2 separate regions of the Mus musculus genome follow, and region 1 is linked to region 2. The links are chromatin loops, found by intact Hi-C in ENCODE. Cell type or tissue: heart. All regions are shown on one strand. Links, peaks and the distances in the headings refer to the core of each region. The heading gives the core; the rest is flanking DNA. Region 1 overlaps Tram2 (translocating chain-associating membrane protein 2). Region 2 holds the start of Efhc1 (EF-hand domain (C-terminal) containing 1).

Region 1 (14,968 bases), core at 3,075-11,074, 50 kb after region 2:
ATCCTCATCTCAAAAGCAAATACAGAACAACTGATTTAAAGGTGGGCATGCTGGTACACACCTGCAATCCATGCTCTCAGGTGGCCTAAGGCTGAATTGCCATTTGAGGCAAGCCTGGACTAAAAAGCCAGTTAACAGGTCAGCCAGAGCTATGTAAAACAAAACAAAACAAAACAAAACAAAACAAAACAAAACAAAACAAACCTGTCTCAAAAATTATATATAGGTTTGTTTGCACCATGATTGTAATACCATCACCAGTCACCATATCTGGAGGTGAGGGGAACCCCCACAGGGCAGATGAGAAATGGGCTGAGCTAACGGCTGGATATCATGTGGCATGCTGTGCAGAGCAGGACAGAAAGCCATCTGCACCAAGGCTTGATGCTGCCAGCTCCACTCTCTCTCTCTCTGGGTGATTTTTACCCCCCCTGGAGGTTTCCTTTGGCTAACTGCCACCTGTAACTGCACACATCTCCTGAGCACCCCCCAAGCATGGTTCTGGAAAGTGCCGCAGACAGCTTCGTGCACAAGCAGGCTGTTTACACGACACCAGTCACTGCTGATGCCACCATGCTTACTAAATTGGGGACACTGCATTCACGGAGACCAAGACCCGTGTCCCTTCCAAAGCTGAATGCCTTCACAGGAGTAGTCAAAACAGAGGCCTTCCTTCTGGTGCTTCCAGCTTACATAACCTCTTAGGAAATCCCCTTTGTTGTTAGAGACGAAATAAAAACAATGCATATTACTCACAAGCATGGGAAATGCAAGTGCCCTCCCTACCCCAGTTCATTAGCTTCCATTACTGCTGTGGACCCACAGACCCCAAACCAACCAACCAACCCAGCCAGCTGCAGTGGCACACACCTTTAATCCTGCTCAGGGGCAGAAGCAGGTGGATCTCTTGTGAGTCTGAGGCTAGCCTGGGCTACACAGTGAGTTCTAGGTCAGCCAGAAATACATAGTGAGATCCTGTCTCGAAACACATAACCAACCAACCAAACAACAACAACAAAAAGCCAAAACAAACAAAAAACCCCAATTACTATATAGTGAAAAATTTTAGACAAAAACTAAAGTTGACACAGACTTGTTTCTCAAAGTAAAAACAAGTGGAAGAATCAAGACTTAAAAAAAACAAAACAACAAAACATAACAAAAACAAAAATCTACCCTATACAACACACCAGTGAAGCCTATCAGAGATTGTTATGACCAATAATTCTGTGCCCTTTATTCATGTATTTCAGAAAATATTTGATCATTTGTTTCAAAATGTACATTTAAAAAATCCATACAAAACTGTAGCTTGTTTCTAAAACCAGACAGAAACAGTGGAAAAAGGACTCTGGAAAAAAAAAAAAAAAAGACTTCACCAAAAGTAAGACGCCCCTCCCCCAACCCTTTAATAAGAAAGCATAAATATGGCAGGTACACATTTTCCTTGAGTTCCTTGTTGAATTTGGTCCATAACATGAACAGGCTAATGTAGAAAAACAGTCAAAGTGTCCACATTTGCATTGTGAGTTGCGCAGGGGCACCAGCTCCTCCGCTCATCCTTCAAGTGTGTGTTAAACAGAGTAACTGAAAAGTGAGGTTTAATCACACATGAATCTGTACCCCAAAGAATGCAGCACTCACCACCACAGCCAGGCCCCATCATGGGGGTGGGCGAGCAGTAGCGGGGCGGACAGGGCTCACCACTGTGGCTGATTCTTGGAAACATGGCCCATTGTTTGCACAGGAACAAGAAACCCTGGAATGCCTTTGGTGATGATAGTGATGTCAGCGACTCCAGACTGATCTTATCCCCAGACACTGACAATGTCCCGGTCTGAGGATGCTTTTGTTTTTGTTTTCTTCAACACATTTATTTTATTTTTTAAAACAACGTAAAGATCTCGAAGACGTCACAACACATTCTGTAAGATTGCCACAGAAACCCACGCAGGGCCGTGCGAATGACAGCAATAGGAAGGGACTGACACTTCTGTAAGGGATGATGACGACCTCTCCTGTGGGTCCCCTCTCTCCAGATATTGCAGGATGGATGCAGTAAGGGACAAGACCACCGGCTGGGAGGGTTATTGCACAACCCGGAATGGCAGGCGGGAACAGGCAGGCAAGCAGGCTAGGGTCAGGGAGGGGATTGGTGTGGTACTAGGAACACAAGATAACCCTGACAGGAATCCAGGAGCTTTGCAGCTACCAGATCACAGGCACTGCCAAACAGGTTACCAATGAGCTAAGACTTGGAACAAGGGAGCACAAGTAAACACATTCCTCATACAGACTCTGGGCTACATGGAACTAAAACAGATAGGAAGAGGGTGCTGTTTCTAACCTGGGGTGGGAATGAGGAAACTGGAAGAGCAGGGCTCGCCACACAGGGCCAGAGGTACACAGAGGTGACCTTTTTCCCAACCCCCAAGCTTCCCTTATTAGACAGGAGGCATGGGTGTCTGCAGCTGGGTTACCTCACAAGCTTCCACAGCCAGAAGGTACAGACAATGGGAGACTAGAAAAAAAAAAAAAAAAAAAAAAGAGAACAAGCAAGGTCTCACGCTATGTGTGAGGGAGAAGAGGGTCATAACAAATGACACATACTGTCAACCCATGTCCCTTTCCCCTGGAGCTGTACTGAGGTATGCTGTCATTGGCTTTGTATGCCAGTCAGCCCTAGAGCCTTGGCAGTTGGGGGGCCAGGCCATACAGTACCAGTGAAGGCCACAAGGCAATATAAGGCACTTTTTAGAGTGACAGGACAAGGACCTGCTTAGGACAAGAACAAAAGTTTCACAGAGGCCACTCGGCGTGACTTTTCTTCTCATCTGCAAAGCTTTGAAAGCAGATGTAATGGAGCTAACACTTGTATTAAAAGGCAGGGAAAGGGCGAGAAGTCGGTGCCAGCATCCTCCTCACGCTCACCACGGGCTGGAGAAGGGTTCTACGGATGTTTTCAAAAGCCTGGCATTGATGTTCTCCCTAGCATCCTGTTCTGAGGGAAGAGGCTGCACTCAGGACGCCGAGGGAGGTGGAAGAGCAGCTCACTGTTCTGACTCACTGCCTGTCGGTCCATGCCGCACCAGAACAGAGCCAGAGAGAAGAATGTGCTGTAGACACAGAGGCCCTCAAGCAGAGAAAGTTCCCTAAGCCCGGACCCTATACCTCCTCCCACTCCAGACTTCAGCAAACCCAACCAGGAAGGCTGAAAGCCATTAAAGACAAATGCAAATGAAGGCCTTCCCTCGCTGCAAGAAGTCAGCAAGTTTCTTTGAGGATGTGTGGAATCTAAGTGAGCTTTGTAGACTTTTGGAAAATGCACTCTTTCTGTTCCTACTTTAAAAAAAAAATGCCGGAGGGGACTAAACAGGGGAATAAACCTTCAGGGGCTCTTACAGTCCCAGGCACTCTTCAAAAGTACTGTGTGAGTAGCCAGAGCATAGTCATCTAAATAGAAGTGACTAAAGTTCACCCTTAGGCTAGCCACATGCTGCTGCTGCTGCCGCTGCTGTGAACCAGTTAGGGACACAGGGCTAGGACTGACCAGAATAGCAGAAAGCCTCCTTCCCTGGCTTTAGCCTGCTTCTTCTTCCCCAGGACCACCTCTGACCATAGGAGGAAGACAAGGAGCTAATTCATAGTGTAGGCACCCAAGCCTGAGGAGCTTGTAGAAGTAACTGTCCCCTGAGTCACCACACCTCTGGGGAGGGCAACTAGCAACAGGGGGTTCTCGGTCCACCAGTCCTGCCACTGGCACCTACTGGAATTCCAGGGATGTTGAGAGACAGGCAGTGGCTGCTGAGGTAGTGATTAGAATCTTCTGGTCCTGGTAGATGGTACTGAACATCTCAAACTTGGCGGAGTATGGCAGGTCCTTCACTAAGGGTGTGGTACTTTGGGGACAGGAGAGCCTGCATAAAAACAAAGAATGGGGCCAGAGCACCCAGATTACATGCTAGCCTGCATGTTTGAAGGATGGTGTGGAACTTAGTTTCTGTAATTCTGGCAACAAGGTTTGTGCCAACTTCACAAAGTCTTGGCTTTCCTATAACATCAATGCCAGAGAGGCTGGGTGGGTGAGAAAGCACCCCATAGTTCTCCCAAGCCTGCTAACAGCCCAGAAGTCAAGGCTGGCGAGCTGCTGCCCTTGGTCTCAGGCTTTTCTGGAAATGAACACCCCAAACTCCTACTACTGACCTTATGTTCTAGAAGAGCCTAGATCAATCCCAACAAACCAGCAACAGAGGACGCTTGCAAGACTTCTAAGGAATGAATCCATATCATCTCAGGCATCTAAGTGTACCGGGAATAACAAACCCCTCCAGAGGGACAGGACCCCTGGATCCAAGACAGCTGCTCTTTATACCCCTGTTCCTCCAAGACCTTCACATGTCTCATGCTTGTCACAAGTATTTACTTAAGGAGTAACTAAGTAGTTCAGCCTAGAGACGAAGTTCCTGCAGTGAGCTGGCAAGGGCCTGCCAGCAACTTAGGGAGGCAGGCTCTTAGCTTGGAGATGGTCCAGGAGGTCACCTAGACTGATGGGGTAAGGTGAGCTTGGGAGCCACCGGCTGAGCTTCCACACAGCAACAGAAGGCATTTCAAAGCATAAACTCAATTAAAATCCCTACCCGGATAGGTGGGCTACACTGGCTGAAAGGTGCCAGATCAATTCTTTGGGGATGCCCAGAGAAGGGCCAGGAAAGAAGAGGGAGAGAATAGAGGAATGAGTTTTCAAAATTCTGTCTTGTTTCCTAAGCTCACACACAAGAAGCCAAGGGGATCTCATCTCTATTCTGTATGCTCAACACATCCAGCATGTCTATGTGTAAGCTGGACACAGAGAAAAAGAATGCCACGTTGGTGTTTGGAACCAAATTCCTCAGTTGTGGGTAAACTAGATTTTACATCCATCGTCAGTGGCTTGGAAGGGAGCTCTTGCTGAAGACCCAGCTCCCTCTTTATGGGTAAACACTCAAGCTCTGGTCTCAGATATGGTGTCAAAGGAAGGCCAGGCAGAATATTAGGTAACATTAATGTCTTGTGTTACCAAGAACTGCTCCCCTATACTCTAGCTCAGAGTTTGGGGACCCTTTAAAGCCTAAATCCATTCTAAAAGTCCTCACAAGGTACCATAAGGACCTGATGACCCCGTCTTCAGGTAGAAGAGAGAGGAAAGAACACCGAAGGGAAGGGGGTCACAGACTCCTGTGGACATGGCTGTGTCAGCTCATGCAACCAGAAGAGTAACCCTGAGGCATCCTGGTGTCAGGCTCTGGGTGTGCTCAACAAACAACATTAACAACTTTAAAAGAACACTCAGGTGAGGCCAGAGGGAAGGTGGCCAAAGGAACACATGGCGGGCGATGGAGTCCTTGGGGCTTCCTGTTTCTGCAGAGAGATGAAGTTGAGGTTGCAAGTTTGGCCGGCTGGGGCAGGCCATCTCTGGACTTGGGAACAGCGTGTCTTGGGCGGGTTTGTAACTGCCTTTTGGTTTGGTTTCAGATGCTGGTGGGTGGAGAATGGTCCAGATCGACTCTTCTGTTTGTCGAGCCACCTTTCTAGAAGAGGCAGATGTTTGATGTGCTTTGCTCTTGTGGGACAAGTGGGAAGGCACATCCTCCTTAGCATGTCCCCTCAGAGAGTGAAGGCAGGCTGCTTTCCAATTCAAATGACACACTGGAAGCTCTCTGGAGTCCTGGGACTCAATAGTTAATTAACACTGTCTTTCTGGATTAAGTCACTATGTCCCCAAAGCGAAGGATGCGTAGAACCAGAATCCTACATCTTGACTGTCTGTCGGTCAGCACCAAGAATATTGTAATCCAATCTGTCCACAAGGGCCACCGAGGATCTGCCACCAGCTCTAGGGGAGGCTCCTTGGCCAGAGGCTTCCAGATTGGCAAGCCCTGAGACCCAAGGGCAGGGCTGCCATCTTAGCTCCCCCCGGTTGTACAAATCAGAGAAATTGCACATTAAAGTTAGGAAGAAAGGAGGATGAGAAGCAGCCATGAGAGAGAGAGAAAGAGAGAGGGGAGGAAGGTGAGAAAAGGGGGAAGGGGGAGAGAGAAAGAGAGGGGAAGAGGGAGGAGAGGGGGGAGAGGGAGAGGGGAGGAGGACAGGGGGAGGGACGGATGGAGGGAGGGAGGGAGAGAGAGAGAAGGAGGAGGAGGAGGAGGAGGAGGAGGGAAGGAGCAGGAAGACAATCAGGAGAATGCAGGCCTCTGAGAAAACTCAAGATAGGACAGAGGTGAGGCCATCTGGCGGCTCAGGGGAGCAAGAGTATAAGATTTTTGGCTTTATTGAGAATGGTTTATGAAAGAAGAGAAAGACTAGAAGGTAGAGAGGAACTCCCCCTTTGATGCCAAGGCTTCTGCTGGTGGAGACGAGCATGGGCAGGAGGGTGGAGAGACTGAGCTGGGGCCAGGGCTTCCTCATCCAGAGGATCCCTGTTCTCAGCACAGTGGCGCTAGGGAGACTTGAGTTTCTTAGTCCGTGAGGAGGTCCCGTTCTCTGCCTTCACCACTCCGTTTTCATGGTAACCTGGGGGAATGTAGAGAAGAGACACACACAGGGTTTCAGCTGACACTGAGGCAGGAAAATGGAGACATGGAGGGTCGGGTGTTATGGGGACATGGCTTTGTGGCAGGCAGACCATCCGACCAGGAAGCAGGCTGTAGCCAATGGAAGCCCAGAGACAGTCCAGGGCAGATTGCTGCCTGTCCTAGTGTCTTTGATAAGTGGCTTTGCTTTACATGTTTAGCCTTTGACTATCTTTTAGTGGAGGGCACCTACCGTGATTCACAGAAACTGAGGAAAGGGCAGCAGCCTACACTGAGATCTGAGCAATGCCGGCGTTAATCTCTTAGTTCTCCCAGTGTTCTCAATCCCTCAGCTCCACAGAGCTCTGACAGGTCTCAGCAACAAGAATGGTAACAAGGAGAAGAAATGGGGAACAAGATACTGCAGGGGCAAGGCCTGACATTCCTTTGACCAAGCTGGGTGGTGGTCAAAGCTTTTAATCCCAGCATTCGGGAGGCAGAGGCAGGGGGATCTCTGAGTTTGAGGCAAGCCTGGTCCATGGAGCAATTTCCAGGCCAGCCAGGGCTACACAGAGAAATCCTGTCTCAACCAAACACAACAAGAATAAAAAAGGAGAGAAAAATACCTCCACAAATTTAATGAGTTGTGGCATCACTGAAACCCCTCCTCCTAACCCATTCCAAGTCTTCCTCACATCCAAATGACTGCTAACAAACAAACACACACACACAGGCTCTTTCCAGGCAGGCAGCTGCATGGGAAAATGCAGGTGAGTCAGAAAACAGGCATGCAGACAGGCCAGGCCCCAAGCAAGGCTGGGTAGTAGACTTGAGCTACAATGTCTGAGGACCTGTGAGCATAGGGGATCACTTGAGGATGCTCAGGAGTTAAAGGAGATGTGTGTGCCCCATCTCCATGGCTCCTCCCTAACACTGTCACTGTGAGTCAGTCAGTCCTGAAGAGAGATGGGAAGCCTCGGAGGCAGGGTTGGGCCAAGACGGAGAGCACAAGAGCAGGTAAGGACACACACGGCCACTTTGTAGCACGGGACACGGGTGACAACAGCAGCAACAGCAGGAGAACTTAGCTACATGCCAGAAGCTACCCCCACCCAGTGCTGCCCTAAGCCAGGCCCTGTTAGAGCCAGCCTGCTCACACTGGGTCTCTGGCTCATGGCCAATTACATGCTGGTTACCGTGTTCCAGGCTGGGAGAAAAATGTCTACAAGGAGGGGACGCCAGCAGGACTGGTTTGTGGAGCACTTAAGTGCCAGCTCTCCTTCACCAATCTGCAGTCCCCAGCCACTCGCTCATTTGCCACAGGGTGTCACTCACCAGGTTCTCTCTTGAGGAGCTTGGCTGGGGGCCTGGGGACAGCAGAGACTCTACGCTTGGCACTCTGCTCCTTCCAATACTCCCGCCAGTGCCGCAACTGGGAGTGGATGAAGCGCCACATGAGCCAGGCCTGGGCGACACACACCAGCAGCAGCATGCCAAGCCTGCGGAGGGTAGAAATGGATCTATGGGCAAAGTTCAGGTCTACAGACTGCAGAAGGAGGTCTCTGTAGCTCCTGTGGCCCACCCTCCCCACAGCTCCCGACACCAGCAAGGGTGTGCTCTTCAGTCTGTCTCTTCTCTGGTACACGAGCAATGTGAGGTGAAGGCCCTAAGGTGATGATGGTCACCACAATCAAACTAATCCTACAGATCCACCACTGTCCTCTCTCCCACATGCCTGGCCCATAACAATCTAGATGAATATTGCTAACATTCGAAAGAGCTAGCATATGAGAGTGCAGAAATAATTTTCTTCTCCTATATCAAGATCACACACACTCTAATGCCTATAGCTTCATGGACCACACAGCTTGAAATAAAAGATGAAGCTTCTATCTTGAGCTTCCTGAGAGTGTCATGATCAACCCCGCTGGGATGAAAAATGTCCTCTGCACCATGATTGCTGAGCAAAATGTGAGGGGCCCCACATTGCATCTGGACTGGGTTCCTCACAAGAGCACGTGAAAGCTGTGGACTGAAGAATGTAGGACAGAGGCAGGAGACGGATGTTAACATACTTGCCCCTAAACGTCACTGTGTGGGAGGTTGTACCCCGACCTTCTATGAAGACACGCCATGTTCAGGAGGTACCTGGCAGTGCTCAGAGAGCCCCTCTATTCACCACCCCAGACTTCTGCCAACTCACCTACAAGGCAAGGTGTTAAAGTTCCCTTTCTCGGGGTCAAACACTTGGTTTTCCACCCGAGCCAATCCAAAGCCAATGGTCAGCACAGCGAGGGTGAGGATGAAGAGACGCGTGACCCCAAACACAGCAGCCCAGGCGTTAAACCTGCTCTCAGGGGTAGAAAAGGGATGTCAGCTTTGGGAGTCATTCAAGGAACCTTCACCCCATTTCCAGAAGCAACCCAGAGTGGGAAAGAGCATCAAACAGGACCCAGGAAGGTGAGAGTTTCAGAAGTTCCTGAACAGACACAAATGTAGGGTGGGACCCCTCAAACAGTCAGATTGCATGAGATACCCAGGTCCCACCCCATCAGTCTCTGGACAGGCCAGCATCCAGCAACCCTACTTACAGCCTCTCGTTATTCTCGTCTGCAAAGTGGAAGAGCCGAGCCATGTGAAAGAGGGCCTCGGTGGAGTACTGCAGTAGTAGCAAGATCAGCCCCAGGCGGCTCAGGCTGGAGGGAAAGACAAGCCTTACTCTCCCTGCCCGACACCCCAGAGCAGAAGCCATTGGTCTGAGGTAGCTCAGGCTGCTCTCTGTTCTGCCATCCACTTCTTGCGGGACAGTGCTTTATCCTTCCTCACAGTTCGGCTGCTGCACCTTCCAGTAGTTTTCTTGTACTGACTCCCCAGACTTTGATCCATTTCACCTGCTTGTCCCTACAATGAACCTGATCCATATACGTCATGATATCTGGCCCTTTCTATGCTCATGCTACTGGAATCATACATAGAAGTGTGTGGGGGGGCTAGAACAAGGTTGCTGGGCTTTGGGGGTACATATATGAAGATTTCCTGCTATTTGACTTTGCACTATCTGAGGAAGCAGGAAGTTCTCCCCGTGTGTGGTGCTCAACACTCACTGCTGGGTGATGCTGTCACCATAACCCTTCTGCATGTGAGTTGTGAGCATCCCACATCAGAGCACGGCTGAGACAGCTGCCATGACCCTTCACCTCGAGACAGAAAGCCAGAACGTGAGAGCTGATGGGCTCCGCCACACACACTATTCACCCACGTTGGTCGGTCTCACAGGAAGCCTGTTATGAGCTCCTCAGAAACAGGGCTCCCCAAGACATCTGGGCATTACAGCGAAGCTCTCAAAGGCTAGCATACACAGAGTTTGGGCCCTACTCAGAGCATGAAAAGTTCATAAAAAGCCCAGTTACCAAGCACAGTTCATTCATCAAAATACTGTCTGTAAAAGAGGCACTTGAGGCCTAATGTAGTAACGCTTCACACTTCCAGAGCAACCATATGGCTACCCGCTCTCTATTTCATTATAAGACAAACTGAAATTAACTGTAGGGCCCGTACTGCTCCAGCCGCATTGGATACCATGTGGCAAGAGCCAAGTTTCTGACTGGAAAGTCACAGTTCAAAGGACCACTTTACTAGAAGCCTTCCTCGCCTCTGCCTCGAGAACAGGTGGCTAACCCTCTGGGTTCTCTTGGCTATCGGTCCATACTGCATCACACCCATCTTTCTTATAGACTGTCTTTCCTACCAGTTGGAGAATGAATAATTGGAGATAGGAGAGTCCTCCACTACTGCCTGTATTCCCAAGGTAGCAAGGTACTCCTCTAAAAGCCAGTATGCACTAAATGCCTGCTAACTGAGTGACCCTGTGGGTAGGCACCGAGGCATGAAAGGGCGAGGAAATGGGGCTGGCTCCCTCCACACTCACTCACTTTAAGAGGTATGCCCCAGTGATGTGAAGAAGGTACAGACAAATGTATTGCAGCTGGCGTGGGACTTCTTCCTGGAAAAGAGATGGGCAGACAGTGAGCTTGCTCAGACTCCAAATGAATATGATTAGAACTGAGAGAACATGAGAGGTTAACAAGGAAGGGTCAGGTCTCCATACTCCCACGGTTCCATGTCACACCAGAACCACACACACGGGCTAGTAACAAGAAGGCCGAGGCAGCAGATTCAAGACTGGTGCCAGAAGGCAACTCTGGGTTGGGAATGAAGACACAGGAACTGGGAAGAGGGCTTTCTGCATTACTCTGAGGAAAATTATAAAAATGGATGGGGGATGGCGAGACGGCCTTGATCAAATATCTGGATTAGATTAGATTTTGCCAGTGGGCACACATCTCGTGGAGGAGTCAAGACCCTGACAACACTCTCGTGGGTGTCTGTGTGGTTCCCTGTCATCAGCCAACACATCATGCTTCCGGAGAAAGGGAAGGGAGAAGTCACTGGGAAAAACAGGAGGCCTGCAGGAAAGAGAGGCCTCTAAAGGGGGTGGGGAAAGGGAAGACTCACCTTCCGCACCTTCTGGAAGTAGAGTTCAGGTAGTGAGTGCAACCAGTATGCCAGCTGTCCCAAGTAGAAAAACTTCACCTGGAAGCTGGAGATGAGGGGTTTGGTGTGACCAAGAACATCCCCAGGGGACTTGCCAAGAGCATAAGGAAAGGGCTAAGCCAAGACTGTGGGTGAACAGCAGGACCAGAAGCAAGGGAGGGAGGAAGGGAGGGGTGGATGCAGGGATCACCACGCCCACGGCAGGCATCATGTATAAGACCACTTAAGGGGTCACAGCATGTCCATTAGAGGAAGCAGTAGCGACCAAGCACATCATGTTAACCCAGAGAAGGACCACTGAATACAACCACAGAAAGGCTCTAAGTTGTTCAGCTTCACACCCTTTGCTATTGCTGCTCTGGGAGGCCTAAGAAATACAGTGTGGCCTCTGGAGGGAGACAGGCCTGGTCTTGGCAGCATCACAAGTAGGAACATGAGTATGGAGGGGAAGATGTGCTATGAATTTAAAGGGTCTCCAATAAAACACAAATCTAGAGTTGTGTTTGTATCTGTCCCGTGCAGAATAGGTACCTCTGTGGAGTTAATGCAGATAATGCCTCACGTGGAGATTCTCAAACAGACAGACTGCCTGCCACCCCATGCTCTACAGGCTCAACTCACAGCTTGCTCATCACTGGCTTTAATGAGTCACACAAATACTCACGAGAGGTACACATGCGGGTAATCTTCCCAGAGGCTTCTTGGGTTTGTTAAATATCCTTCCTGTGATGGGTGAGAAGAGAAGGCATTTAGAGATGTCACCATGTGACCTGCTAGGGCCTTGACTGGCCCCGAGATCATTGATGCCAAGAGGAACAAACAGATTTTGGGAACAAAGGACCTCAGGGTGTAGGACGTGCATTGGCACTTGTCCCACTGTGGAGTGATGTGCCATGGTCTTGGGTCTGGCCACCCATGTCTCCAGAGGGGTCTGACAGAAGCTACGTCTACTGAAAACAGCTTGTCAGTCTCTTGAAGGTTCCCCAGGCTCATGTGTAAAGTGAAATGCTAACTAACTTTACAGAGTTACTGTTGGGAATAAATGTTTATGTGACAGTGTCTAGTGAGGTATCTGTCATGTACACACTCAGGAATTGCTTCCATAATAAAACAATCCTGCACGAGAAGAGCAACACCCAGCGGAGACTGAAACTCTTCTCATCATTGTGATGGATAATATTGATGGTCAACTTCACAGGCTCTAAAACCACCTGTGTATGAGGCAAATCTCTGCCCGTGTCGACAAGGAAGTTTCTAAATTGGACCAAGGAAGGCTCATACTGTGGGTGTCACCCCCATGTGGGCTGGAGTCCCAGGCAAGATAAAAAGGAGAAGGAGCACTGAACCCCAGCATTCATCTTGCTGTACCTCCTGACTATGGATACACTGTGACCCTGACTTCCCTGGAGGATGGACACCAAGCTGTAGGGTTGTAAACCCTTCCCTCCCTAAGTTGCTTTTGGTCATGGTGTTTTATCACAGCAATAGAAATCCTAACTAGCCATCCCCTCAGCCGAAGACCTACTGCATTCATAGACAGGCAAGATGGATCTCTACTATAAGACACAGGAGTAAACAATCCATGTCCAGCAAGGGTCCAATCAGAAAAGCTATTTGACTGACTGAGTGAGTGACCGAGAAATGAATGTTCTCAACAACTCTTTTCTGAAGAAAAACCAAACACACCATCAAAACCAAATCAAGCCAGGAGGGGCTCTTATCATCTAGACAAATTGTCACCTCTTGCAGAAAAAAAAAAATCAAAATGAAGGCACAGTCTGGAAAGATCTGAAATGAGGTTTGTTCAGTAAGCCAGCTGCAATCTGAGTTGGGCCTCCAACCTCCTCATCCCAGAGCTTCGGGCATGTTGCTTCAGGAAATGAGACTGTCAGCTGAGCTGGTGGCCCGGAGAAGTCTGAGAACCTTAGGCTTCCCCTGGGATGCAGGGCAGGGGCTCATCACGGCTGGGGGATGGGAAGATCAAAGTCCACAGAGCTCCTGGAAATGACTGGAAGCTGCTAAGCTGTGTTTCCTCTCACCTACAGCGTGCAAGCTGAGTCCTGTCCACAGTCCTGAAGCTACAACCCTAGGCTTCCCTAGCACAGTGAGCTAGGCAACCTAAGGGCCAATCAAGATACCTGTATCACAGGCATCTTAGTGTAGATACAGCAAGGAAGACTGGAGAGAAGAGGTCTCCCCCAAGCCCTATAATCCCAATTATACTCTCTGCTCACCCCTCCTGTCCTCCCTCTTGCCTGGGTCGCACACACAGTGAGGCACAGAGCTGCACTGGGCTCCAGCCATGGGGGTGGTGGTGTGTGGTAGCAGTGACCTTTGACATACCCACACCACTGCTGTCTCATCCCCGTATATGTCACACACATTTGTGCCTCTGTCAGACCTTGGCACTCAGGAACAGCGACACCTAAAGAGCCACACTCAGACTCCATTCAGAAAACCCTAAAGGGTGAGATAGCCTCTTCTTAGAGGAAGCAGCTATGCATTTAACATGAAGAGTGGTGTTTCCTAGATTGGTGGTGGCAGTGGTGGTGGTGGTGGTGGTGGTGGTGGTGTGTGGATACATTTCTGTCAAAAAGATTGGCCAGGAGCCTTGGTATCCCAGAGACCCAAGGCCCGGATGGGCTTGTGTGTTTAAACAGGAACTTCTTCACTTTAAACAGGCCTCTTCACATAGAAGACAGAGAATTCAGAACTTGGAAGCCAAGAAGCCTAAAAAAACTTCTCGGAAAAATGCAGCCTGCTCACAAATGTCCAGTCCACTGGGACTGTAGGAGGCAGAGTTAAGAGTCAGAGGAGAAGTGACTCATGCTCTGTGAGGAGCCCTTTCTAGCCCTGTCTAGGCAGCTGTCTGAAGGAGGATAAGGGAGGGCTGGGGCTGGCTGCCTCTGAGCTCAGGCATGCCAAGGCACCTGAGTTCCAGGGTCGCATGTGACAGTCACAGCAGCCATAGTAACCCCTTACAGCCCAAGCCATGGCCTCGACAGGTGGCTGGGGGTTGGGGGTGTGGGTCCAGGTCAAATACCCTGTTCTTTTCTGACTATTAACATCTACCCACGCTAGGCCTCAGTGTGCTGGAGCAATTCATCCTATTTTCCTAGCAGCCTTCCTTTCTGCTGTTTAAATAAGAACTGAAAAACTACCCAAATATAGACACAACAAATCCAGCTGCTACCTAGACTCAGATAGCCTCAGTGTCATTTGCCTATCAGAAAAAGAAAAACAAAACAAAACAAAACAAAAACAGGCGATTCATAATCACTCCAAGGCAACTGTAGACAGCAACCAGTTCTGACTCTTGGTTTTCTGTGTCACTGACTACTGAATTTGGAGTTTTAAATAGGAAGTCAGACATCTGGTGAGACCGGGGGGTGGGGGTGGGGGTAGCGGGGGACAGTGCACACAGGCCCTTGGCATCCTTCAGTAAGTAGGCTGTTCAGTTCCCCTCCCTTCCTTCCTTCCTTCCTTCCTTCCTTCCTTCCTTCCTTCCTTCCTTCCTTCCTTCCTTCCTTCCTTCCTTCCCTAGTCCCTCTCTACTCTCCTCCTCTTGACATTCTTAGAAAATCTAACCTCACTCATCAGCATCCTATTTGCATATAACCTGTGGAAAATATCTGTGTCAAATACTCAGGTAAAACTGGAATTTCTGGTAGGGAATTTGATGTAATTCTGGCTGTCCTTTAAAACTCTAACAGCAGCAAAATCCCGATCATCTATGATGTTTCTGAAAATCAACTCATTACTTAAAAAACGGATGAAGGGCAGCTAGAGAGACCTAGCTTGTTCTCCCAGAGGACCCGGGTTTATTCTCAGTGTTCATGTTAGGTGGCTCAAAAACGCCCTTCAAC
Region 2 (14,968 bases), core at 2,469-10,468:
GTGGCTTCAGTAACTGTTTAGCACCTTGAGTGATTGGTACAACATTTCTTCAAATTAATAACATACATTTCCAAACTTCTCCCTATAGGTGAAGTGGGGGCAGGTGCAAGCTAAACTTGTATATTCACTGTTAGTGGGAAGCCTAGCCCATAACAAAGCATTTATTGCACCATTTTTCTCTTATTTATTTGGTGTGTCATCAATTCTAGGTGCAATTAACTTTATTATTGTAGCTATAAACCGCCAACCACAACAGTATCAACCTCTTTATTCATAGAAACAGTTCTTATTACCCCATCATCCTCCCTATCTTCAAGCATTATAAAATGCTTTTCAAGCAAACAACACTTCAGTATAACTTTTTGTTTGACCTTTTAGAGGGAGGGGGCCCTGTTTTATGTCAGCACATCCAGAAGTACATGTTCCAATTCTAACTGAATTGAGCAAAGTTTCTTATGTTGTTCCTATTACTCGGGTGGAAAATAATAACATTTAAGTACATGGATATCTTATTCCGTGTTCTATTTCTGTGAAGAGACACCATGACCACGGCAACACTCTAATAAAAGAAAGCAGCCAGACATGGAACTGGAGAAGTAGCTGAGAGTTCTGTGTTCAGATTCCAGACAGCAGGAAGAGAGAGACACTGAGCCTGTCTTACTCGGGCTTTTAAAATCTCAAAGCTCACCCTCAGGAAGCCACTTCCTCCAACAAGGTCACACCTCCTAATCCTTCTCAACTCGTGCCAATCCCTGATGATTAAATATGCAAATAATGAGCCTACGGAGGCCATTCTTATGAAAACCACCACAATGGCGATAGTCTGAGCCACACCATCAATTTGCCTCCTGTTTGAGGCCATTATATATTAACTGTAGGTTTAGACATTGATATTCCAGCTTTCTTTACATTGGCTACTATAATTATTACTATCCCAACATGAGTAAAAGTACTTAGCTGGCTAGCCACCCTCCATAGAGGTAACGTCAAATGGCCCCCGCTTTGAATTTCTTTCTTACAGTAAGTGAAGGTGGAATTTTCTTATCTAATCGCTAGACATCATAGGTGCACAGATCTGAACACAGGTCCTCATAGTTGCCTGCCAAGTACTTTACAGACTAAGCCATCTCCTACCAACTCACAGCCCCATTTTTAAGGCAAAGTCTTAATGTGTGCCTTAGGGTTACTACTGCTGTGATGAAACACCAGCACCAAAAGCAAGTTGGGGAGGAAAGGGTTTATTTGGCTTACACTTCTACATCATTGACTATCACTGAAGGAAGTCAAGACAGGAACTCAAACAGGGCAACAACTTGGAAACAGAAGCTGATGCAGGAGCCATAAAGGGATGTTTCTTACTGCTTTTTAATTTTTTTTAATAGAACCCAGGACCACCAGTCTAGAAATGACATCACCAGCCATGGACTGGACTCTCTTCTATCAACCACAAATTAACAAAATGCCTTACAGTTGGATCTTATGGAAGCATTTTCTCAGTTGAGGCTCCATCCTTTCAGATGACTCTAGTTTGGGTGTCAAGGTGACATAAGACTAGCCAGCATACTGCATAGCCTGGACTTTGTGGTCCTCTTTCCTCCCTTCCAGAGTACTGGGATCACAGGTGTGTGACACTTGACAAGGTCAGTCCTCTTTTAAGATAAGAGGCTCCAGAGAATGAGGATAATGGGATTGAGTATGGGAGGGTACTCTGGGGACATGCCACTGGCCAGTTGTCCCTCTTGCCCCCACCTAGAATTCAAGGCCTGCTATTTCTGTCCAGCAGAAAAGAGGAGAATAGCAAAAATCACCGCCAAGATAATCCAGAACACAGACACAGCCATTTGGAATTTGTCCTGGGAATTTAGCAACTGAAGAGTAGGGAGGCCGTGGGATTGAAAACCATGAAGTCAGTTCTTCACAGAGAGTCAAAGAAGTGATGGATATTAAATTAAATAGTCCCTAGAGGGGACTTTTCAGGCCCTGTCCTGTCAGGTTCCTTGGGAGACATCTTCCAGCCTTCTGAGCTCCTTCTCCATCTCTGATAGAGTGTTGATGGGTCCAATTTTGTATGTCTTGTGCAAAAATACTTTTTAAAATTAAAGCTGCTGTCCTTCACGAACGCAAGGCCATGTCATGCTCCCAAAACAGCATTCCATAGCTCCCAAACCCTTCCTCCAGTTTTTACCATTTTTTTCCCATCTTATTTGCTGTTGTTTGGTTTTGGTTTGGTTTGGTTTTTTGAGACAGACTCTCACTGTTTAGCTCAGTTCAGCCTTAAAGTTGCTGCACTCTCCAAAGTACTGGATCCTAGCACTATGATCCTAATGTTCGAGCACACACCAGAGAGAACAGAGAATTCTGTTGTGACTCCAGTTTCTGAAGGCTGGGATAATCTAAGAATGTGGTGTCTGCATCTACTATGTATTAATGTGCTACATACTACTAGTCCTTAAAAGTTGAAGAAGCAAGCAAAAGATACCTTGCTTCATAACAGCCCTTTCTTATAATAACTACTCACAACTCGCTCACCAGACAAAGGCAGCTGCCCCATGACCTAGTCACCTCAAAGACAAAACCTTCTCTCCGCGCCATGATCACTATCACCATAGCAATTACATCTCAACATAAGCACCACAGTGGACAGACCACATTCAAATCACGGCAGAGACTCGACCTGGCATGTCCTCTTTCCAAATGGATAGCAATTTTTAAAGGCCACAGACCAAGGAAGTTGTCTCTACCTATGCCCTTCTGTGGTACAAAAGTAAACTAAAAGACACTCCGCTGACCATTTGACTAGTAGGGTTTACTCTAAAAGTACACGAACAGAAGCCACTCCTCAAACACAAACTGATTCCTCCAGAGCAGTGGGCTCAGGTGTGACTGACCCTTCCAGTCCCACAAGCTCCCTCCTTTGCACCAGGGAAGGTGGACCCAGAGCAGCCAGACTGTTCAGCCATAGTCTCCCAAGCCTGTTTATGTGCCCTGGGGTTTAGGAGAACTGATATGAATGGAGAGATCGTGGGCCTGCAAGAGTACAAGCCTATCATGGTGAGTCACTCATCACTGATGCTGGATACCCAGCAGCTTTGAGGTACTGAGGAGCGGGGAGCTGATGGGCTGAGATGTTCATCATGACTACTCCCAGTCGCCATCCTCGTCACTGGCTTGGGGACGGTGCAATGGTGGGAACTTTTTAAAATTTTCAGCAACTGCTGTGATGCTAGTCAATTCATTGAAAGTTTTAATTAAATAGACAAATCTCTGTAAGTCTGGGCTTCGTGGAGAATTTCAGGAGGTCAGCAAGAAATACATAATGAAATGCTGTCTTAAAAGAAGAAAAGAAGGTAAAGGAGAAGGAGGAGGAGGAGGAAGACATGAATGAACAATAGTAGAGAGAAAGGAAGAAGTACAGGAAAAGAATTTTGTGAGTTAAGCATAGCCTTCTCCAGTAACATCTTTAGCTGTTACTTACTGCATTCTCACCCTGGCCCCTGAAGCTTCATGCCAGTTAGTGAAACCCACAGGATGATTTGCTGTGATAAGCAGCCATAAAGGCAAAGCAGATATGGTATCTATTCTTGCTTGTCAACCTGACACTATCTGGGATTCGCTAAACCCCAAGTGGCTGGATATACTTGTAAGAGATTTTTCTTAATGAAATAATTTGGAGTCAGAAGACGCACCCTTAAGATCTCGTGAGGTGGGAAGATCCACCTTTAATCTGGGCCACACCTTCTGCTTGCAGCCTATATAAAGGATGTGGAAGGAGGAGGCTGGCTCTCTCTTTGCCTGCTTGCTCTGACTAGCAAGTCCCTTCCTTCACTGACATTAGAGTCTACTTCTTTGGGACTCTGGCATATACTGAAGACATCCAGCTGAGACATCCAGCCTTGTGTACTGAACAACTACTGAATTCTTGGACCCTTGGTTGATAGACAGCTGTTGGACTAGCTGGATGACAGCCTGTAAGGCACTCTAATAAACCAAAATCCAGTGTGTTCATGTGTGTATGGTGTGTCCATGTGTGGTGTGTTTGTGTGTGTGTGTGTGTGTGTGTGTGTGTGTGTGTGTTTGTAGTGATAGGTACAGTAAAGCATTTATGTCTGGCTTTAAATGAAAGGTATGGTAAAACCTTTATGTCTGGATTTAATTGAAATGTTTCAGCAAAGTCTTCGCTATGTTTGGGTCAATTAGTAGAAGCTAAAAATTATTTTGAGACTGTTTGAAACCTGAGGAAATGTCGTCTCTCTCTAGAGAATCTGCACTTGGTCCTATGTGAGAGCTTGCAGCTGTACCAACCTTGGTTTTAAGGTGCTCCTAGCAAACCTGGAGTTCTTACTTTTGATTATAGCTAGCAGTGATCAAAAGGCTCGTCTGCTCTCATGGGCAGCAAAGGCAAGATAACTTTGGTAGCTAGAACCTTCCCAGCCCCAATTAAGCTTGTATAATATTTGAACAAAGTCACTGGAGTGAGCTAGCGGGATGCCAGCCTTTTCCAAGAAGGATGAACCCTCTTGCCCCTTCAGAAAATGAAGGCTTAGCATCTTGGTAAGCTTCTCTATTTACTTCGGCACCTACAGCCAACATCAATCAATGTGTTTATTCATTCCATCAGTTCTGCTCCTCTAGGGAACCCTGACTAATGCAGCTGCCATCTTAACTGGTGGCAGCAAATGACCCATGATACTCTCCCTCAGGCTTACTACTCTACCGTTTCTCTAAATTCCTAGGTCAGAAAACATGTTATAAAGACCAAACTCCTAGGAAATTTGAGACATAATGGAAAAAAATCTCTGGGCATCTTAGCTTCCCTTTTATTTCCCCATGCTGACAGACTCTTGGTTTCTTTCTTTTCCTGATGATCTTTCAGGAATGGGGTCACTTTTTTTTTAAAGGAAAAAAAAAAAGTTGTCCAGAAAATGCTATACTCTGCAGTACACATGACCCTGACAATATTTCACTCCCCTGAATTACTTCTTTCTCATGACTCGGTCTCTCTTTGAAGGTTCTCTCTTCCTCTGTGGTTCTTATGTATCACTGATGCTATAGCTATAAAGCAAGGACTAAGGTAGGCGTAGGCACTCTCCAGCTTTTCAGTCAACAGATACCCAGTAAAGTTCTGAGACCTCAGCACACAATCTATAGGAATCTACGGTGGAACAGATAGCTAAGAGGGGACCAGGAAGCCGTGGAAAGACTGGGGCTTCAAATCGGATCAAGTCTGAGCAACGAAAATGCAGTCGATTATAATCTAATCCACAGCCCTTGCCTCATAATTTGATGAGTCTGAAGTATTTAGCGCTTTCACTGGGGAGCAACCACTGTACATTGTGTCTGGACTAGGACAGCAGCTCTTTCCCCAGAGAAAGGGTGCCTGAGCTCTTGGGAGGACTAACGTGGAGCAAGGAACTTCTTTGTAACAACTGATCTAAAGGGACGTGGTCCAATCCCAGACCTCACTGCGCGAGCCAAGGCCTAAGAACATCCGCTTTCTTCAGCCCACCCCTAGGTTGCATCCTCTGGGAGCCAGGAAGTGGGGGCTGAGGAGAAAGGGAAAAGTATGGGAAAGAAAGGGGGCGGAGCCGCCTCTGCCACACCCATTAGCCACGTCCTGTGGCCACTAGAGTCAGTAGTGCTGTGCGCAGGCGCAGACCTGGCCTCCGCCTCCCTTTCCCCGCCCCCTAACATCCTCCCCTCCTCCCCGCCGCTCCTCCCCTCTCTCGACTAGTGTGTTTGGCGTTACCAGGGAGTCTGGAGAGGCCCGCGAGTGCAGTTTGTTGCCAGGGTAACCCGAGCGGCAAAAGGCAACCGAGGTGGCAGCTGCAGGGCAGCGATGGGGACCAACCCGGTGCACGGCCTGCCCTTTCTCCCGGGCTCGTCCTTTACAGACTCCACGGTGAGGGCCAGCCCGAAGGGTTCTCCACTTGGCTCGCCTCTGCGCTCCTTCATTCCGCAGGCTCCGTCGTCCTCGCGCATCCCAGCCTCTGCCGATTTTGCTTGGCCTCTTGGTAGTCCACTCACCCTCCTGGGTCCTCACCGTGGCCCTGTTCTTTCTTTACTGCCCCATCTACCTGCCTTCTGGCCCGATTACCCCAGGCTGTCTCCAGGCCTCTCCCCAGCTGCACTGTAACCCTACTCAGCGCCTTCATCCTCTCCTACCGTCTCTCCACAGCAGCCTCATTCTGGATTTGTCTCACCGCTTCTGAATCCTCAGGGTCACTGCCCTTCAACCCCTTTCCTCTATGTGTATGCATCTTTTCCACGTACTCCTTTCCTGACGGGTCCCCACCCCAGTCTCTGGCCTTTTGAGTTAAGGGTCACTTTTCTCTCCAGCTACAGCCTTCCCTAGAATTGAATCCCCCACCTCCCGCCGCCCCCACATGCTGGTTTTCTTGTAGTTTTTCTCTGTAAAGCATTCTTCCTCCTCTCCTTGTATTTCTTCCGTCTCAACCATAGGAATGAACCACTTAATGTTTCTCTTTCTGTAGCCCGTGTGTGTGTACTTACACACATGATTCATTTTCAGACTGTGTGTGTGTGTGGGGGGGGAGGTTGTTGTTTTATCTTGTCTGCAGCCTAGGCTGGCCTTGAACCTGAGAACCACCTGCCTCGGCCTGCAGACTGCTTGGATTAAAGACATGCCAACACACAGGGCTCCCGTTCAGATTGCATTTTACTCCTTTGCCCCAACTGTTTATAGTCATCATCTAGATGAAATTAAATATTAAATTAAATAAAGTCCAGGGTGGCGATGCACATTCGTAATCTCAGCTTTCAGGAAGCTGAGGCATACGGGTGGCCAATTTGAGTCTAGCCTGGGCTACATAGCTAGTCACTGTCTCCAAACGACAGCAGATCCAAACCAGACAGAACAGGAGCTTCGTGAAAAGGAAGTGGCTCAGAGGATAAAGCACTTGCTGCTCTCATAAGAGGAGTGGAGTTCAGATCCTTAATACCCAAGCAAGACGCTTAGCTAGACTGACCCTTACCTGATGCAGCCTACCCATGCCAACTTTGGTCTTTCATATGTATTTCCACATACATGCAAACAGGCATGTGCATATACACTCATATCCCCCCACACACACATGCTCAGAACAAACCACCCCAACAACAACAAACACGTCCTATCATATCAAAGCCAAGTGATAACAGTAATTTGGGTTCTTAGTTTCCTCCTAACATAGGTTAACTGTTTGTTCATTTCTTTCGACACCAGGTCTCAAGCAGTCCCAGTTGACTTCACACACTATATAGTCTGGGCTGATCTGGAACTGATCCTCTGGGCTCCTAAGTGTGGGGTTACAGGCAGGTCACCAAAGACAGATCTTTGTGTCAGACAAACACTCTAACAACAGAGCTACACTCCCAACCCTAACTCTCAAAAGCATTCGGCATTTAAAAAAATTATCAGAGTTACAGAAGTAATTCTGAAGAGTCAACATTAAGATTGGGTGACGATGACCATAGGTAAGCCAGTGGTCATTTGTATTTATACGGTTTAATGATTCAGACTCTTACATTTCTCTTTCCATTTCTTAAGGCAAATTATTTCATCTACTTGTTTTCTAGGGGACACAGATTTCAATTTTAGTTGAAAATGTGGTGAGACTCTCAGACTCTCTTCTAGTCTTGTATTAAGATGGTCATCTTTTAAAGCTACAAGCTCATTCAATGTGATTCCTGTTTGTTTGTTTGTTTGTTTGTTTGAGACAGGGTTTCTCTCTCTTTTCACCCGACTAGCCTGAAATTTGCTGTGTAACTTAGCCTATCCCCAGACTCACTATGATCTCTAGCCACCATTTCTCAAGGACTGGATTAAAAGAAGTCTGGCATATGGTGCCTGGCCAGCATCATAGATTTTCTGTTTTAATGAACTTTTAAATTTTTATATGATCTAAAACTTGTAGACATTGTCATATGCTGTGTAGCGTCAGCTAACACATTTGGTATCTGCAAGTGTGGATTATATGTGCATGTGTGTACAGGAATGCGCAGCTCGCATCAAAGCCCAGCAACAACAGAAGTTCAGGTGCTTGGTCGATACCCTCGAGGAAAGGCTCAATTGATTTGTGAGATTCTACAAGTGTGGGTAGGAGTGCCAGACTTTAAATATTTATATGGAAAGATGAAGTGTCTTGGACATACTTCAGTCCAGACCACTAGACCTTTTATGGTAGTAGAGACCATAAGAGAGGAGGGAAGGATAGGCTAGACTCCAAGGAAACTGAGAGATAGTCAAGTTATTCTCTCTATTCTTAATAAAAATAAAGTTTATGATTATTTGTAAATCATGTATGCATAACATGTTAACCATATTGCATGTGGACAATTTGAGAGTGACCCCACAAAGAACATAACCCCCCACTGAATTGCTATAACCTTAATTTTGCTTTCCTCCTTTATCTATTTTTTTCTATTTCTGATAACAAACAAATGCGTATTCATGCAGAAAAGGAACATAATCTAGAAACACTTAGTTCAGATGTTTACCAACTCCAGTTTGTATGCTTATAATTATAGTGTATTGATATAATTTTATACGATGCTTTTTTTTTCTTAATAAATGTAGATACTTTACCAGGCTGCTGCATGGTATTTAGAAGCATTTCAATTCTGGCATAACAATCCACTACGTGAAATTTCCATTGTTTCCTTTCTTCCTCATGTGTGCTGTTTAGATTGTTTTCAACATTTAAGAATCATAGGCACACACATATCTTTGTCACTATTATGGCACATATCTTTGTCAGCTTCAAGCATATTATTATTTCCCATAATTTGGGAATGTATTTTAAAAATCAATGTGTAAGGACAGGGTTGCTGGGAGTTCACATATATGCCGGCAAGCTGCTTTTCAAAGGCTTATATGAATGTATCAGTGTCAATATAATAAGAAGAGTTGTTGCTTCAGGTGAACTTCAGAAAAGGTCATGACTCATGATCTCCGGAGAAGAAAAACAAAATTAGCAAAAATAAAAATAGAATACAGATGAAGTGGTATGGTAGAGGCGAATCGGACATCACAGAGCAGGGCTGTTCTATTTTAACCTTAGATGGTTTCTACTTCCCTCCTTGCTCCTGACCCAAGTGCTTCAGTTTAAAAAACAAAGCTTTTTCATGCAGCAAAACATGTTGATGTACGTTTTGTGATGCTAAGAAGCCAACATTTGGAGCTGCAGAGGTGGCTCAGCATTTAAAAGCAAGATCTGCTCTTGCAGAGAACTCAAGTTCAATTCCCAGCACCCATAATGGGTGGCTCATGGCCACCTGACCATCCAGGAGATCTGAGGGCATCTGCACTCACACACACATCCACATAATTTTTTAAATGTACTCTTAAAGCAGAAGTTTAAGGTATGGTAGTTTAGGAAGTTAGTTGTTTTCCTTAAAGACTTATCTGAGGTCATTAACGGTATACACCTTTTCTTCAGAAAACAGCATTCCACCGAAGCCAGACACTCAACTACAGGAACGGCTATGCAGTTGTCCGACGTCCCACCATGGGGATAGGTGGAGACCGGCTCCACTACAACCAGCTGTCTCAGGCCGAGCTGGATGAACTGGCCAATAAGGCACCCATCTTAACTTACGGGCCACTCAAGCAAGCCCCACTTGCAGAGTTTGTTCCTGCGCATGTGGCTTTTGACAAAAAGGTATCATCTGGGATTTTAAGGGCACCCCTTGACTTCAGATCTGAGACTTGCCCCGTGTTACCAGGAGACCACCGGATTCCTCTCCGAGAAAATTGTTCAGATGCCTCAGCGTTTAGTCACAGACACCTAAACTGAGTCTTGCAGCAGGCTTTTCCTGGAATAGTTTCCAAACACAGTTCAAAGTTGCCTGAATTCTAAATCTCACATTTGGGATGTCTCAAGTTCTTCGCTCTGTTTCCCACCTACTCTACAACAGCGAGCCCTTAATCTCTATGGACTGAAAACATCTCCATCTGTTAGGGTTTTTTTTTTTTTAAGTTTTCATTCACTCACTCACTCACTCACTCACTCACTCACTCACTCACTCACTCATTCGCCCACCCTTTCCTTATTGGTCCTATTTAAATTTTAAACACTCTAGTGACTATTTTTCTCCAGTAAAGTTCACATGTCACAAAATAACAAGAACAAAACCCCTCCTACCTCCGACTCCTTTAGGAAGAGAATTTTATCTCATCCTTGAGCCCCAAACTGCTTCTCTGGGGACAGCAGCGATGCGTTTGCGAGTTTGGACAGGCGTTCGCCGCCACTGTTCTCTCGGGCCTGTTCCAGGTCTTTGATTCCATTACTTCTCCATTGCCTCTGGTCTCGCACATGACTGTTCTCCCTCCTGGTTTCCCACTCCCGTCTGTCTGGTCCCTCTTTCTCTGGTCTCCCTGCCTCCTTGGTGGAAGCATGTGAGGGTTCCGTTCTGATTCTTGAAGCTCCCTTCTTAGGAATGTCATCCACCTTTGTGGATTCAGTCTTTTCAGGACAGACAAACTGTCAGTATTTATTTTCAACTCTGACTCCACTGAACTTCAAACCCTAGCCATGGGCAGCTTCTGACAGTGGAATGTCCTCACTTGGGTGAGCTGTTCTTCACACATAGCCTCTGCATTTATTTATTTACTTGTCCATCCATCCATCCATCCATCCATCCATCCATCCATCCATCCATCCATCCATTCAATTATCTATCTATCTATCTATCTATCTATCTATCTATCTATCTATCTATCCATCCATCCATTTGGCTTCTGAGCTTCTATGCTTGTCTCTTCTCCTCCATATTCAATGAGATGACAAGCCAAGAATTTCTCTTCCATTTTTTGCCATTGTCGTTTTTCAAAGTTCAGACAAGCAATGTGATCTCTAGAAACTTAGAAGGTTAGAACACAAGCCAAGACCATTGACTATAGAATTCAGTGAAAAGATACATCTTTAATCAGAGTATATAAATGTTATTTTTCCTTCCTTTCTCCATGTTATCATGACCTCATCCTACACAGGACAGGTGACACTATATTAATACATTTTGTGTTAGCACTGATTCCGATTGCTTCCTCATAGAGGCTTAGAGGTCTCTCTCTCTCTCTCTCTCTCTCTCTCTCTCTCTCTCTCTCTCTCTCTCTCTCTCTCTCTCTTTCTCTTTCTCTTTCTCTTTCTCTCTTTCTCCAGACAGGGTTTCTCTGTATAGCTCTGGCTGTCCTGGCTGGCCTCGAACTCAGAAATCTGCCTGCCTCTGCCTCCCAAGTGCTGGGATTAAAGGCGTGCGGCACCACTGCCTGGCAGAGCTCTTTATTCTTAGCAAGAGAAGGGGCAATTGACTGAAAATTAGCAGTTAGTGTGCTGGAGAGAGAGTTCAGTGGTTAGGAGCACTGGTCACTCTTCCAGAGGATGCAGGTTCAACCCAGCACCCAAATGGTGGCTCACAGCTCAGCTGCCTGTAACTCTGCTTCCAGGGTCTCTGACAACCTCTTCTGGCTTCCACAGTTATTAGTTATGAACATAAAGAACAAACAAACAATAACAACATAAAAATACAAAAACCAAAAAAACAAAAAACAAACAGAAAAAAACCTCAGCCAAACAAAAACCAATCAACTGCCAAACAAATAACTGCTTTATATAATAGAGGGGTTGTACTTTTATTACAGGGTTTCACTGTGTAGCCCAGGCCAGCCTTGAACTTGTAACCCTGCTGCCTCTGCCTCCTGAGTGCTGAGGCAATCAGCTTGTAACACTTTATCTGGTAGTTAGAATCTCCTATGTGCTCTATAAAGGTTAGAGGAAACCCAAGTGATTTTTTTTATAGACAAACTGAAATGTACTTAACTATCCAAGTTCAATACATAGACAAGAACAAGTTCTGCAGCAGTGTTTTAATACCTAGAGATTTTACTGAATATAGTTCTTGTCAGTGAACTTGAGAATAATGCCAGAGTGAATCAGTCAGTTTCTTAGAGAAATATTAAATACATTGTAAGGTACCAGTTTCCCTACAGAATCTGAACATGGGGCTGGAGAGAGTGCTCAGTCGTGAAAGAGCGCTTGCTGTTCTAGAAGATCTGAGTCTGGTTCCCAGGACCCATGGCAGGTTGCTCACAACCTCTTTAAACTACAATTCCAAGGAATCTGATACCCTCTTCTGGCCTCCACAGGGACCTCTCTATCTTCTCTGTCTTTCTGTCTCTCTGTGTCTGTCTGTCTGACTGTCTGTCTGTCTTACACACACACACACACACACACACACACACACACACACACACACAAGAAAGCTTAAAATAAGAGTCCGAGTATAATAAAGTGACTATAAAATAAGGTAATGTAAGATCCATGGTGTGTACCTTGTTTAGCCTTTCTAAAACTTTATAGATTTGTCTTATAATAACAGTTCATTTGTAGATGTGCAAAGATAGGAGATTAGTGTTAATCTCTAATCGCTCTCTGTGTTAGAAAGGGAATGCCTCAGGAGTGTGGCTGTGGCTCCAGTTTCAGTCTTGGTCCTTATCTCTGAGCTCACTGTTTCCTATGGTGCCTATGAAGGTGTCTCCCAAACACATGGCTATGTTACTGCCTCTATTGCTACCTTCCTAATACACAGCTCAAACTGAGCACGTCAGATGTTATCTAGTCACGCCTCTTCCTTCCAAATGCGCTCCTCCGACATGCCCTCATGTCCATTCTTGTCAGTTGGTTAAGAGCTCCAGTTTTCCCGTCTCATGGGCCAAAATGCTGGGGTCACCCTTGTCTATCCTTCAATACCAACTTCCTTCCCCTAATCCAGCCTAGCATCTTAAATCAACATCAGCTCAAATTTCACCTCCCGGTGCACATTGTTAAAGCCACCTTCTTTTAAAGCCATGTCCGTTTTTCTACGGGGTCAGCACGGTATTCCTAGCACTGAATTTTCCTCAGTACATCATCCGGTTTCCACTCCCCCTGACCCACGCCATCCCTAAACACACACACACACACACACACACACACACACACACACACACACACACACACACCACACACACACACAAACACCTCACCATCCATCCATCAGGCTCCTTCTACTGTTCCACTGTGGTCGCTGGTGATTGAAGATCCATTCTTGAGAAGAGCTGGCGCTCCCTTTGCCTCTATATTCTGCCTATCGCTCCCATGCTGTTTCCTTCTTCCATGTTCTGTCACCATTGCCTAGAATCACCCCCCACCCCCCACCCCCCGCACACGTTCAGGTTTATCTAAAACTTTATCATACCTTAAATTTAATAAGTTTTGGCCACTTTTTCCATTCGGGTTCCTCTTCCACCTCAGCCCCAGCTAAGAAGCAGTGAAATGTGTGCAGAGAAGGAGAGGCCAGTAGAGTTTCGGTTCCAGCTCTGGCCCATATATGGCCCCAGAAGAGTTAGTTTGCCAGTGTGGATGCTAACTTTCTTCCATTGTAAAAGTAGCGGTGTTGGACTAGCTGATGGCTTCTGCTTTAACGGTTTGTATGGTTACATGCCTCTGGTTCAAACACACCCTGTTTCCTGTGAGTTTCCGCAGTAGAGTTCACATTTTGAATTCTTTGCATTTGAGCCAAACTTTAAAATTTTCCTTCTCCTCAGTTATTTCCCTTTAAATATCCCACCTTTCATCTTTCTTCTTGGATTTTTAAAATAATGTCTTCCATCTCATTTCTTTCCAAAATTGCTGGAATTTTAAGGACTTCCTTCCTTTATATTCATAGTTTTTCTAAGCAGTAGACATTTATTTTTGTTTGATTTTCTACTTTTAAAAATCTTTACCTTTATATTCTCTCTGATTAAGAAACATACGTGTGTTAACTTAAGGGTCTTAATTTTCTTCCGTGCTCCCCCCCCTTACTTAAATAGAGGTTTGGGTAAACTCTTTTGCCTACCTACAGCATCCTTCTAATGCTTGGTCTCTCTGAACATAAATACTAAATAAAGCACCAAAATACAAGGTAATTCCACAGCATGGCAATATGTGCTTTTATAACATGGTTTAATATTTTAAATATGTCCTTAGTAAGCTATTCTGACTTCACATTGGGTGAATGATCCTCAGAAGTCTAAGCTTTGGTCTCTGTAGAACACAAATGCTTCTGAACACTGTGAGGGCAGGTTTTTAAAGATGCTGTCCAATGAGTTTATGGCAGGACACTAGTTCCACTCTTCCTGGATTGTGCTATTTTAAGGGCAATAGCTGCTGTCCCCCCAGATAACAATGAGAAATCTTCTCTTGGGTTTTACAGGTGCTGAAATTTAGTGCCTACTTCCAAGAAGATGTTCCCATATCAATGGAGGAGCATTACCGAATCCGCCACGTGAACATTTACTACTACCTAGAAGATGACAGCATGTCTGTCATCGAGCCCGTAGTGGAGAACTCTGGGATCCCACAAGGCAAGCTAATCAAACGCCAGCGGTTCACCAAGAATGATATGGGAGACCACTACCACTGGAAGGACCTCAACCGTGGAATCAACCTTACAGTGTACGGCAAAACCTTCCGAATTGTTGACTGTGACCGATTCACTCAGGTAGAGTGCATTCTCCGTGGGCCTGACCTGGCAGCACATTCTAGCTGGTGGGATACAATTAACTGCTCCATTCACTAGTGTATAGGGAAGGACACTGCTGATTGTGTGTGTGAGTTACTAAGCAGGTTAGTGTTTGTGTTAACGTGCACACATGTGCCTCTCTTCAGTACAGAGTATAAACATTAGGGAATCAATGCTAAATTTGTCCTAGCTTTTAAAGAAGTAATTACACACTTATTTTTAAGTGAGTTAGAAAGTTTAGGAACATTATTCCATCTTAACTTGCCTTACCTTGCCTTCAGAGCTAAAGTGGAACATGTTTTTGTGAAATTTTAGATTGTAGATGCTTGTCTTAAAACAGTGCCAGAATTGTGTATATTTAAGATATCTAGTTCTCTTAGCATGATGCCTTCCTACTATATAAGTGTGCGTATATATGTATGTCTAT

What was found. Hi-C counts contacts between places; a loop is a spot of excess contacts. Peaks named below come from ENCODE experiments on the same cell type or tissue, not always from the same donor. Only the 100,000 strongest peaks of a DNase experiment are listed, where the experiment ranks them.
Region 1: a loop joins it to region 2, with 2.1 times the contacts of the local background. A loop is called at or near these places in 4 of 42 quality-filtered maps.

Annotation. Positions count from the first base shown.
Region 1 is chr1:20,995,087-21,010,054 of GRCm38, forward strand. Tram2 (translocating chain-associating membrane protein 2) reads right to left here. Exons shown (of 11, transcript NM_177409.3): 5 at 11,767-11,825; 6 at 11,064-11,148; 7 at 10,481-10,551; 8 at 9,140-9,244; 9 at 8,752-8,895; 10 at 7,884-8,047; 11 at 6,311-6,549. The coding sequence ends at 6,476. Among named protein-coding and RNA genes, the nearest start is that of Gm51618, 43 kb to the left of the region's middle. In heart, for the core only: a CTCF peak has its summit at 7,872 (motif pointing right); a DNase peak (open chromatin) is centred at 7,935.
Region 2 is chr1:20,945,898-20,960,865 of GRCm38, forward strand. Efhc1 (EF-hand domain (C-terminal) containing 1) reads left to right here and starts at 5,729. Exons shown (of 11, transcript NM_027974.1): 1 at 5,729-5,899; 2 at 9,438-9,659; 3 at 14,233-14,520. The coding sequence starts at 5,837. Gm51618 (a long non-coding RNA gene) reads right to left here and starts at 13,319. Exons shown (of 3, transcript XR_003947758.1): 1 at 13,234-13,319. In heart, for the core only: a CTCF peak has its summit at 5,607; a DNase peak (open chromatin) is centred at 5,624; H3K4me3 peaks cover 1,362 bases; H3K27ac peaks cover 1,694 bases.